Linked DNA regions of Homo sapiens: regions 2 and 3 are each linked to region 1. Evidence: chromatin loops called from intact Hi-C (ENCODE). Cell type or tissue: A673. All regions are shown on one strand. Region 1 has its middle 130 kb from the start of RGS21. Region 2 holds the start of RGS21 (regulator of G protein signaling 21). Region 3 has its middle 68 kb from the start of RGS18.

Region 1 (2,500 bases):
TATGCAGTCAGTGGTCCACTCTTGTGTGCCATAGGATTTCTGACGTGTGAGTGCAGAGAAATGATCTACCTCCTAACAGTGCTGAACCATTGTTGCTGTGGCACTCTGGAAAATTCAGTGAGAAAAATAATTCATTGTATAGCCTTTTTCCAGGAACTGCTTCTAAAGCTTTCTCAAACAGATGATATCATTCAGCTGGTCACCAAAAGGTGACTTTTTTAAAAAAAAATCTGCTACAAAGATGATAAAATACAGATATGTTCTCACTTCTAGAAAGGGTAATGTAACAATATATTGTGTCTGTATCTCAGCCCTAGGCCTGTCTTCAAAATACATACCAGAAATTAAGCCCCTTAAAAATGTCCACTTATTATTTGTTTTGTAAACCTAGTGGCGAATGATATTTCCGATCCCAATATAATGTTTAAGAAATAGTTGTTGAACAGATGCTGGGGTATAGTATTTTTTAAATTTTATTTTACTTTAAGTTCTGGGATACCTGCGCAGAACGTGTAGGTTTGTTACACAGGTATATGTGTGCTATGGTGGTTTGCTGCACCTATTTGACCCATTCTCTAGGTTTCCTCCCCTCGCCCCCACTCCCCAACAGGCCCAGTGTGTGTTATTCCCATCACTGTGTCCCTGTTCAACTCCCACTTATGTGTCATTGTTCAACTCCCATTTATGAGTGAGAACATGCGGTGTTTTGTTTTATGCTTCTGTGTTAGTTTGTTGAGAATGATGGCTTCCAGCTTCATCCATGTCCCTGAAAAGAACATGATCTCATTCCTTTTTATGTCTGCATAGTATTCCATGGTGTACATGTGCCACATTTTCTTAATCCAGTCTATCATTGATGGGCATTTGGGTTGGTTCCAAGTCTTTGCCATTGTAAATAGTGCTGCAATAAACATACGTGTGCATGTGTCTTTATAGTATAATGATTTATAATCCTCTGGGTATATACCCAGTAATGGGATTGCTGGGTCAAATGTTATTTCTGGTTCTAGATCCTTGAGGAATTGCCACACTGTCTTCCACAATGGTTGAACTAATTTACATTCCCACCAACAGTGTAAAAGTGTTTCTTCTTCTCCACAGCCTCACCAGCATCCATTATTTCTTGGCTTTTTAATAATCACCATTCTGACTGGCGTGAGATGGTACTTCACTGTGGTTTTGATTTGCATTTCTCTAATGATCAGTGATGTTGAGCTTTTTTTCATGTTTGATGGCTGCACACATGTCTTCTTTCGAGACGTGTCTGTTCATATCCTCTGCCCACTTTTTGATGAGGTTATTTTTTTCTTGTAATTTTTTTTAAGTTCCTTGTAGATTCTGGATATAGTATTTTTAAAGTTTTCTACAGCAAATTAAAAAAATATTTACCGGGACAGTGTCATATGAAAAGAAACCACAAGGTGGCGCCAGAGTACCTAAAGTTACTGTACTGTTTTATTCTCTTCTAAGAAAACGATAGGGTAATGTTCTTTTAAAGGATATTTTTAGATTTTCATGTAAATGACTTAAAAACAGGATTAAAAATTTAAATTTCAAATATTTTCTGGGTCTGGGTACTATTTTGCTGTCAAATGTGAGAGCACACCTGGTAAGCATTTTAAACGACTAAACTGAGGAGCAAATCAGAAAGGGAGGGCCGAAGAAGGGATGTGTGATCATAGCATTCCAGAGGCTGATGAAAATGTGACTACTTTGCTCTAAACAACACAAAATCCATATATGTATCTATTGACGTGTGTATATGTATGTATATACAGACAACCATTTATTGTGTATATTGATTTTATAAATATATTTACGCATATTATGGATGTGTGTCATGTATAAAACATATAGTAGTATCTGTAATATATGTCATATGTAATGTTATCTATATATCATATAGCACACACACACATGAACCCACACAAAGCAGTAGATTATTTTCTTCAGAGAAACCTTGCTGGGTTATTCTGTGTCTCCACGCCTTTCCTGGAATTGCTCCCTGTCGCACATTCCTGTTCAGAGGCCACTCAAAAATTCCTTCCTTACTAAAGCACTTCCTGATGCCTGCCCAGGTAAAACCTGTTACTTGCTCTATAGTTTGTGCCCCATTGTTTCCTTACACAGTTTTATATCAGCATCTATGCCTTTTCAGTGGACATATTTATTTTCTAACCTGCCATATTTTATTTAATTGTACATCCTTTGAGGAAAGAACTGTATCTTGTTTGCTTTTGCCTCTGAGAGCCTGGCACATAATGGGAATCTAAGAAATGCTTCATGAATGAATGTCAGGCATTTCATACTGACAGAGGAGAATGAAAAAAAAAAGCCACACAGAACACAGAATGTACTTTAAATAATGGTCCCAAAGTGAGCATTTTCTAGTTAATATTGTTATCAATCACATTTGATCAATAACAGTGAGTATAAATTCATCATTAACTTGCTAATATCACGAATGTGAATATTATCATGAAATGATTACTATTCTTCC
Region 2 (2,500 bases), 130 kb after region 1:
AAATAGAAAATTATAGTGTCCCCTTAACAAATTCACAGGTGTACTTGACATTTCTAAGTTTAATGACTAGGTTTTTTTTAGATAATGCAATATTTTGACATTGTCTAAAAATAACAGGATATTGATTTCTTAAAAAGGCAATTATACGATGAATATATTAATATTTACTAATATTTTAGACTATAATACATTTTAGAAAGCAGGAGAAAGAGTTGCCAGCATTTGGTGTCATAAGTTTTAGGGCATGGTACAAACCACTAATATGTTATACATATACTATAATACATGTACTAGTAAATGCCAAAACAAAGTAACAACCATTTCATCTTGAGTTGTGAATGCACATGTTGACTAAAAATTTTATGAAATTACAAACTAAAATTATATAAACTAATTTTAAAGAACTTAATATAAGTTATAAGTTAATAAGACTTTACTTAGAGTGACATGAAGATGCATTTTTCAAAATTATTTTAAAAATAAAATTTGAAGAATAGTGAAAGTACTAACTGAAATATATCTTTAAAACTGTAAACATTGTTGAAGTAGTGCTTTTATCCTATCAAGTTCTACTCAAGTCATTTAACCATATATAAGTAAAGACATAAAAATAGTAATATTATATTTAATGTGCTTTTCTATGCTGTATGTAACATCTTTCTCACATTTTCTTTATTTATATAATTCATTACTTTCAGGTATGGTAATTGGCCACCTGCTGTGTGTCCTTGAGAAAGATGTTATTATTACTTGTTCTAGTTGCTTTTCCAAAAGGATATAAGAAAAGTATGAGATAGATTTTTTTTTTTTACATTTCTTCTAGCTTTAAAATTCTATGGGTTCTATAATCCTATCTCTTGTCTTTTTCTCTCCCCTCCCGTGGAGTCTGATATCCTTTGTTCATCTTTTTTACAAATTTGAAGCAGACTAGTTGGCAAAGTGTCAGTTCTTTGACAATCTGTGATAATATATTATTTTCTGCAAATGTTACCAAATGAATAGCTAGTAAAATTTTTTCTTTTTATGATTCCAAACTCGCTGAGTTTGATGAAAAGAATCTAATAGTTGGCATTTTTATCTCTAAATGTCATCAGTTTAATCTTTGTAACAAGTTCATTTATATAATAAACCTTAAATCTCTTTATACTCACACAAATGCAATGCAGGGGAAATCACTGTCCTTGCTCTCTTGATTCCTTCTTTGTTGACAGGATAGATGAGAAAATCTGTGCTTCTTTCAGATGAATTGTTTTCCAAGTGGTAACTTTTCTATATTAACATACTCTCTACCATATGTTTTTCTTTTCTACACAATCTTCATATAACCACATTATTTTTGAGGTTAAGTTTAATATCTAAACACCATTGAATCCATTCCATAATCAAGATATTTAGATTGTAGTTAGTTTTAATTTGAAGAATTTTGGTGGTGTTTCTATTAAATACATAATAAATGTAACAGTAACTCCGACTATCTGAGTCTCTTTTTTTAATGACCTGGTACCTATTTGTGTCAGTGTCCTAAAATCTTCACATTGTGAAGTCACATACATGTGGTATGGAAATTATTTTTTCAGTCAAAAATATGTAAATCTTTACTTTGCAATTGTACTCTGATAAAGTAGCTCAGTTTGAGGGAAAAAAATAAAACAAGCCTTTGTTTTTCTTCTGAAGGCAGTATTTGCATGGCTTTCATATGGTATACATGTTTGCATAGGAAATTTGTCTTTAGTTTCGCATCTGCCCAGATTATAGCCTTTAGTTTCAATGATTCAAAGCTTATGTGGAAGACACTTAAAATACTTAAAAGCTACATACTATTATTTTATGATTTCAGCTAATCAAGGCGCAACTTTTAATGTATGAACAACATCTTTATCAAGTCAAGCAGATAATGAAGGGAAATTATCAAACTATGCTCTCTTTTTTAAAGTAATGGGCCTAAAATTGGACAGATATACTTGAAGTGGCGAAGGAGGAAAATATTATACAACCACTTCATCTGTCCAGATTATTTGAGCCTTTCCTGTATCAATGAAACATCAGCTGTTGCGGTGAGAGCATTTTAATGCACATCCTATTTTACGATCTAGATGCATTAATGATTAATTTATTGAATATGTTTTGTTTTCTATGCTGTAACACTGGCATATCAAAAACTTCAATAGATTGTCACATTTTAACTCTGGACCTTTGGGTTTTAGTGCAAATAATTAACTCTTTACTACTCACATAGCCTCAAATGTGTTTAAGTATTATTACAGGGAGAAATATATTGCTTTACTAAGTAGTTTTACTTGATATTTTACTAAACTCCGTTAAATATATGCTATGTATGTAGTATTTGAAATGTGATACATCTATAAAGGAAAATATTTAGCATAATTGTTAGCTTTACCCAAACAATTTTGAAAGTTAGGTTATTTATTTTCTTTTTGTCTCAGTGTGTATACTTAATGTCCCTCTTGTGCTACACACAATGACTGAAGAAATGTAAGCT
Region 3 (2,500 bases), 220 kb after region 1:
ATTCTAGATTACCTTCATCCGCAGGAGCATGTTTTCTGACCTAGATTGCTTGCCTTGTGGACTCAAACCTTTATCCCTTAGGGCTATGAATCTCAGTCACCTTGCTTTTATCTGGCTATGGTGGCTATAATTGCATTTTAACTATTGTTACTGGGCAATGCTCCAGTGTATCCCTTAAGTTCCAAGACATATCTCTCTTTGCTGTTATTATAAAGCATCAACCCGACCTATTATGACAGTAGTTCACTACTTTATCTGATGGCCTACTGGCATGAGGTGCCCAAAATGATTTAGTATCAGTTATATCATTAGGTTTAATGGAACCCTTGCTGTGTCTTTTGGTCGACGCATCCCCTGATTCCCCATTGTATGACACTGCCTTTACAGTCCAATATTTCACTTACCTTTAGAGCCTAATGTTGCGTGGAAGACAAATAAAAGTTCTCTAAGTAGATTGCTGAGAGTGAAGATAGCAGCCATTTCTATTTCTATCCTGTGGTTCTTGGTTTCACATGTTTTAGCTACTGGATGCAAAACAGCATCTAATTGTTATTGACTCAGTGTTAATACCTTATCCTGGAGGAGATTTTTCCAACCTGGCAAGATATCTCTTCCAAGTTTTCATCTTAGGTGAGTGAATCTTTGAATATTTATTCCAAAATTCAGGGTGTGAATTTTTGGGCAATATGCTATATGACAGGATTGGTGAATCCCATGAGTGCATGTTTATTGTTATAGCTCCTTTGCTATACAATTACTTCATTAGTTAAGGGCAGTATCATTTAGTATGGGACATTAGTAAATCTGTCAGAAATTAGATAGTAGTGCTGAGGCAAGGAAGAAAAACATTATTTCAGAGTGAAAAACTGTTGCACCAACAATGAATCACTGATTTGTTCATGATAGAAGAGATTTGATGTATACAACATAGCACCAAGTGGTTCTCCGCTGCTGAAAAGTTCAGACATTCAGTAATGTTTGGAACAATAAAAGCCTTGGTACAAGGGAGTCTATACCTTTTGTGGCCATATAACTTTTGTCCCTGCCACCATGATACTCCACTTTTTAGTTAATTGAGCCAGCAATAGAATGACCAAAGACAGAGGCTGGATGACATCTACTGGACAAGTCTTTTTTATCTAACTAGTTGTTCGGCATCTTCTCTGTAGCTGATGTTTTCTTGTAGGCTTTGATGCGATATACAAAATGCTTCATACTTCAGGTCCACTCACACTCAGGTCCCATTCACATTACTCTCCATCATAACTCCTTTACTATACTTTTCAATCTTGTCCATTCTAGTCTGTTAACAAACTAACTAGGCCATTCACCATTGCCCAACAATCTGTATATTCATCTCAACTACTTTTTCCTGTGTAAAAGGAAATGACTAAGCATATTGCTTAAATTCTTACTACTGGGAAGATTTCTGTTTTCTGTGTCTTTAGGACCACCCCCTATGGAGCCGTGTGTAAAAATATTCATTTCTGGCTTCCATTCAAATACCAGGATAATTCATCTGTAAACTAGGCTCAGGATTTTTTTTTCTTTATTTTCAGTTGAACAGGGAACGTCGACAAGACCATTGGTAGGGTCTGAGGGAGGGACAACTGTGTAATAGAGACAGGTAATTTGTCCATGTAAGCTACCTCTTCAAGTAACAAGTAAATTATTAGTGACTTCTGGATCTCCTTTGGTTTGATCTCAAGTATACCATTTTCATCATATGCATATCCTATCTTACGTTGTGGTGGTAGTGACAATATCTAGCTTATATTGGCAGTTCTAGTTTTAGTGCAGCTTGATGTCTGTAGCCAGGCACTCAGTCTCTACTAGGCACAAGGAGCACACCAGGATCTCCTTTTCATATGATAAGTAGTTTTCTCCTTGAGGTTTGCACTCCAACCTCTATTGAGACATATTAGAAACACCATATAACATTCCTATCTACCATGGAAATCTCTAGTTTCGGTGAGATAGTATACAAAAAGTAAAAATGATTAAATTTTTTTATAGAGAGCAGGAAAGGGAAAATAGCTCTGGGAAAGATAATGATTTGCTTCATCATTTAGAGATATATGAACATCTTTACTAATAGAAATTGAAAAGCCATATTTTCTAGATCAGGGTTTGTCACACTATGGCCAATAGGACAAACCTGACTCATCATCTATTTTTTCAGATAAAGGTTTATTGGTATACAGCCACTTGCATTCATTTACATATTGCCTATGGCTAATTTTGTGCTACAATGACAGAGTTGACACAGACCATATGGCTTGCAAAGCCTGAAATATTTACTAAGTGGCCCTTTACAGAAAAAGATTGTTGATTGCAGCTCTTGATCTAGAGCTGCATGACAAGTGCCAGAGCAGTGTGGATCTGCACCATCATTTATAGCACATCAGCTGCAACTTTTCTACTCTTCATTTAAGTTAATAATAATGTATTATCACACCATGATTCATCTGTCTTTTTCAGCAACCATATTGATATGATG

Evidence for each region. Hi-C counts contacts between places; a loop is a spot of excess contacts. Peaks named below come from ENCODE experiments on the same cell type or tissue, not always from the same donor. Only the 100,000 strongest peaks of a DNase experiment are listed, where the experiment ranks them.
Region 2: it touches region 1 in a loop (6-fold over the local background); 8 of 110 quality-filtered maps call a loop at or near these places.
Region 3: a loop joins it to region 1, with 4 times the contacts of the local background. A loop is called at or near these places in 2 of 110 quality-filtered maps.

What each region holds. Positions count from the first base shown.
Region 1 is chr1:192,444,966-192,447,465 of GRCh38, reverse strand. No RefSeq gene overlaps it. Among named protein-coding and RNA genes, the nearest start is that of RGS21, 130 kb to the right of the region's middle. In A673, a CTCF peak has its summit at 1,413 (motif pointing right); a DNase peak (open chromatin) is centred at 1,435; H3K27ac peaks cover 1,396 bases.
Region 2 is chr1:192,315,757-192,318,256 of GRCh38, reverse strand. RGS21 (regulator of G protein signaling 21) reads right to left here and starts at 1,265. Exons shown (of 5, transcript NM_001039152.3): 1 at 1,152-1,265. In A673, no CTCF peak of the experiment used is centred here; a DNase peak (open chromatin) is centred at 1,016; H3K27ac peaks cover 1,767 bases.
Region 3 is chr1:192,224,818-192,227,317 of GRCh38, reverse strand. No RefSeq gene overlaps it. Among named protein-coding and RNA genes, the nearest start is that of RGS18, 68 kb to the right of the region's middle. In A673, no CTCF peak of the experiment used is centred here; DNase peaks (open chromatin) are centred at 1,457, 1,827 and 2,257; H3K27ac peaks cover 2,500 bases.